Regions from separate parts of the Homo sapiens genome. Here region 1 is linked to region 2. The links are chromatin loops, found by intact Hi-C in ENCODE. Cell type or tissue: lower leg skin. All regions are shown on one strand.

Region 1 (2,500 bases), 470 kb after region 2:
AAACAGAATACTTGTATAGTCTGGAATTATCTCCCCACATTGTACTTATTAATTGCAAAGGGAAAAATAATAATTTTACAATATAGAAACCTGGTAGACGAATAAAGTGATCAAAATCTATCCTCTATAATGAGACAAACTGACATTATAAGTCTTCTATATAAAACACTGAGAAGTGCTTTAAATCTTTGATATAAAACATGACCCTGACCAGGCATAGTGGCTCACACCTGTAATCCCAGCACTTTGGAAGGCCGAGGTGGGTGGATCACCTGAGGTCAGGAGTTCGAGACCAGCCTGGCCAACACGATGAAACCCTGGCTCTACTAAAAATACAAAAATTAGCCAGGTGTGAGGGAAGGTGCCTGTAATCCCAGCTACTCAGGAGGCTGAGACAGGAGAATCACTTGAACCTGGGAGGCGGAGGTTGCAGTGAACAGAGATCATGCTGCTGCACTCCATCCTGGATGACAGAGCGAGACTCCATCTGTTCTGTAGATCTGAAATTAGTTCAAAATGTAGATGTTTAGGAAATAAATTAACTGAACCCTGATTCATGGATGTATTATGATTTTCTCATTGTATAGACCTGACACAAATTAGGTACATTCTATGGCACATCTCATTTAGGGAAATTAAAGGGAAAAAGGTACATTCGGGAAAAGGTGAGCACAGGGATGAAGACACCATCTCCATATCCCTCGGCTGCTTCATTAACAGCCTGTTATTTTACAGCGAGGCCAGTGACACCTTGTCTATGCTTGAGTTTTCTCCACAACACAAGCAAAGTATGATGAACAGTATGATGCGGTACTAGCTCCACAGTACCATGGGAACTAGCTAGAGATTTCTCACCTGCTCCTTCATGTAACCTTTTGGCTTTTTGTTCCTGTCCTCTATTTATGAAAGAAGTAAAATGATAAGAAAGCATGCACAGTTTGTGATAGTGGATTAGCAGGTCACAAGCAGGTCTGTCTACCCTCCTTCCAGGACATCCGAGTTTCACCTTTGAAATTACAATGGTGGATCTGTCCCCTCCCCGATCTAACATTTTAATGTCCTCCTTTAGGCTTTAGACATCAGTGTCCAGACGTCCTATGAGTGGAGTCTCCAGCACCCACAGAAGTGGCTCCCTGTTGTCCCTGTGGTTCCCCAAATGTCACTGCTCTTCCCCAGCAAGAATTTGGCCGTGGCTTGATCCGAAGCAGCTGTTGCATGGCGCAACAGTGCAGAACAGTTTGGGACAGGAAGTGAAAGAGACCACATCCTCTTGAAACTGCAGGGAAAGTTTATTAGGCCTCGTATCATGGCTTCACATTGTTAGGAAGTGGCAGTTGGACTCTCCTCTGCCTCAGGAGTTTGGATGAGGCATTGGTCACTGTGTTGTCTGCCTCTTGACTTTCATCTGGAGAAGAATGCCAATGCCTACCCCGGCGCTTGACCAGAAAACTCCTTAGACAGTCACTCTGAAGGCTCCTAGAAAGTGAAAATCGTGAAAACGTATTGAAGGCCTGCTATGCCTCTGTCTGAGCACTTAAAACACTTAGAATTTGAGAATCCTGGAGCCACTTAAAATTGGCCTTGGAGTCTGATATGGTTTGGCTCTGTGTCTCCACCCAAATCTCATGTCGAATTGTAATCCCCAGTGTTGGAGGAGGGGCCTGGTGGGAGGTGACTGGATCATGGGAGTGGATTTCCCCTTTGCTGTTCTTGTGAGAGTGAGAGTTCTCACAAGGTCCGGTTGTTTAAGGGTGTAGCATCTCCCCCTTGTCTCTCTTCCTCCTGCTCTGGCCGTAGAAGACGTGCCTGCTTCCCCTTCCCCTTCTGCCATGATTGAAAGTTTCCTGAGGTCTCCCCAGCCATGCTGCCTGTACAACCTCTGGAACCATGAGCCAATTAAACCTCTTTTCTTTATAAATTACCCAGTTTCAGGTATTTCTTTATAGCAGTGCAAGAACAGACTAATACAGAGCCCATTTCACCCAATCTGACAATCTAGTTGCAGACAAAACATACACACTAGCAAATATCCTTGCAGTTCCAGGCCATGAATTTAAGAAGTCAGATGTACGGTAGCAGTCGTTAAGTGCAGGAGGCACAGGAAAAGCTGTGATTATGGAAATCTTAGGACTGCCCTCCTATACCCAAAGAGAGGAAGGTGAGGAACCCTGTCCCCAAAACCTTAATTTCCAGAACAAGCCCTCCACCTGAGGAAACAGGAATTAACAGGCAACAAAGATAAAAGGGGAGATGGGTTCAGGGTCTTAGGGCTAGGGAAGGAGAGGAGCAGGTGGCAAGTTGAGAGGGAAGGTTTAATAACATGAGATTGCCTCGGTTCAACAAAGAAGCTCCTAATCTCGAAGCTGAGTCTCTTACACATGTGAGTTTTTAATCAGAGGCCCCAAAACAGTAATCAATCTGTAGTTTCCACCAACACAAATGAGACGCATGGGAAGGAAGGAAGTAGGAAAGAAGTATTGCTTTGTTTTTGGTTTGTTGG
Region 2 (2,500 bases):
TTCTGTCAGGTGGGCATCAGCTGTGCCCATCCAGTCTGCTGGGCACTCACATCTTCCAGCTGAGGCCCATGGCCCTCCAGTCACCAGAGCCACTGAGCTGCCTATTGTTGACAGGAAGGAGGGAGGGGGCCTCTGTTCCTCTGTGTGATTTTCTGTTGGAGATATTTTTTTAAAGCATTCAAGCTTATGCACTAATGTTTTCTAGGGCTTTAATGGAACGCCATTTCTATTGTTTTGTTTTCTTTCCCTTTAAAAAGCTCCCCTTCTCCCCATGGGAATTACACCTGCATCCACCAGGGCCCCACGGGGGAACCATCCCTTGTTCAGAGCCTACCAGCTCCCTCAGGCCTCTGCTCTGGTCCTGTTAGTGCTATTTCCCCAGCATCAGAACACTGTGCAGCACCTGGCCCAGGCCCTATCCACAATTCTAAAATCCCCAAACCTCTGAAAACACAAAAATTTTTATAAACACCTTGGTGGCAAAACATGAAGTGAAGTAAGGTGGCATTTATCCCACTTAGTGTGAATATTCATACATTTGGCTGAGACAGGACTGTGGAAATACCGTGTTTGATTTGCAAAGTGTTGCCTCCAACCCCTCTAGGGATGTTATATAATATTTGGTTTATGCACATTGCCTTTCTCAAATCTGAAAATTTCTGAGTTCTAAAACACATCTGGCCTCAAGGGCTTCTGATATGTGCTTGTGGACTTAGGCACATGTCAATAAATACGTGCTGAATGCACTTCTGAACTCCTCCTTCTTTCCCACCTCCAGGGCTTTGTTACAGGGTCAACTTCTCGATGCTTGGCTCCTTCCTGTCTGATAAGAACCATCCCTCAGCCTTCAGACAAACAGGTGTTAAGTATCTTTTCCTCATCTATCCTAGGCTTGTGGCTTAGATCCCTCTAACACAAGACAAATTAACAAGGGTAAAACATACACATTTCTTTAATATAAGTTTTACATGACATGGAAACTTCAAAAATGAAGACCCACCCCCCAAACAGAGAAACCTGTGTATTTTCATGCTCAGGTTTGATGAAAGTGTGATTGGACAAAGGGAGTATGATGTCATGGTAATAAATGGGGGGGAACTTAGCAAGGTCTGTTTGTCCATATTCTTCGTGGTGTTTCTGTGTCTTCCTTCCTTTTCTCTGGGAGTAAGGAGGGCACTTGTCACATGAGGTCTTATGACCTGCTTCAAGGTAGAAGGGAGAATACATGTAAAAGTGAACTTCCTGCTTCTGTGCTTTTCCCAAATGCCAAGTTGCTATATTTTAAGGTAGCGTGTCCTGAACCCCATCACAGGCTTTTGGTAGGCCTGCCCAGGTTCAGTATGACCACTGGGGGTGATCCACACGTGAACCAAAGCCAGATCCCAACTACACATGGGAGTTTCCTAAAAAGAAATCCACCCTTAACATCATATTAGGAAAAAATAAGATCGAATATTTTCAGATCTGAGCAGGCATTCAGGTCTACTCAGCAGAAAAAATTTTTTTGAAGAAATGTAATCTAGTAGCAGTCATTTATAGACATCCTGAATACAGACATTTATCCACACTCCAGTCACACCGAATCAGTTTCAGATGGGAGTTCTAGAATCCTCTTATTAGTATTATTTTAATCTTTCTCTCTTTTTCCTCCTCACTCTTCTGCCCAAGGTCCGGAGTCTAGTCTCCTTGTATCCCAGAGGGACGTGGTTAGGTTTATTCTGCAGCTGAAGAAGCTCATGCTTCAGGGCCTGTCACTAACTGAAGCCTCTTCCAAGCCCTGCACCTCCTTTTGTATTTGAATTTATGAGTTCTACTCCTTCAAAATGACCTCCCGAGTTAATTACGCTCTAGATCACACAAAACATGACCCCTCCCCTGGGAGATGACAGGTATTGCTGGTCCCAAAGGGAAACCATGGGTAGCTCCCTGTAGTCTTTTCCCATCTTCAGGATGGAGCATCTATAAGACAACCCTTCCTCATGTTAATAATGATGGATTTCTCACTGCATAACTTGGATATTTCATGCTAAAATACTCCCCCACTTCCAGGAATCAGAGGCCTAAGAAAGGGAAAGTCTATACACCTCCCTGAGATAGGGATTTTTACCTCTCATTCGTAGATAAGAACAATGATGCTCAAAGAGCTTGACAAGTCATTTATCTAAGATCATGCAGCTGGTAAGAGATCCAGTCAGAATTTGAACCCAGGTCCTAAACTCCTAAACTGGTGTTTCTTATTTTATCCTGTGTTCCTAATTCATCAGAGGCAACCATTTGAAGAAAGAAATAATCTGGATCCTTCGTTTCAGAGTTAGGTAACTGAACATGCACTTGAGCCTTACAGAGTAACCTAGCCCCAATAGTGCCAACATTTTTAGTGAACACAAAGATAAGTTTTGAGGCTTTCTCCCCTTGAGTTTTGAGGCTGCTTTCTCCCCTTTCACTTTTTTTTTATACCAATGTATGTTTCAGCAGGAAACGTATAGGATAAAATCCTTAT

Evidence for each region. Peaks named below come from ENCODE experiments on the same cell type or tissue, not always from the same donor. Only the 100,000 strongest peaks of a DNase experiment are listed, where the experiment ranks them.
Region 1: it touches region 2 in a loop (3-fold over the local background); 1 of 110 quality-filtered maps calls a loop at or near these places.

What each region holds. Positions count from the first base shown.
Region 1 is chr6:14,909,603-14,912,102 of GRCh38, forward strand. All of the region lies in intron 2 of LOC105374945 (a long non-coding RNA gene), which reads right to left. Among named protein-coding and RNA genes, the nearest start is that of JARID2-DT, 330 kb to the right of the region's middle. RefSeq lists enhancers at 1,021-1,080, 1,771-1,830. In lower leg skin, no CTCF peak of the experiment used is centred here; a DNase peak (open chromatin) is centred at 1,229.
Region 2 is chr6:14,443,715-14,446,214 of GRCh38, forward strand. All of the region lies in intron 2 of LOC105374942 (a long non-coding RNA gene), which reads right to left. All of the region lies in intron 1 of LOC101928331 (a long non-coding RNA gene), which reads left to right. Among named protein-coding and RNA genes, the nearest start is that of LINC01108, 160 kb to the left of the region's middle. In lower leg skin, no CTCF peak of the experiment used is centred here; no DNase peak of the experiment used is centred here.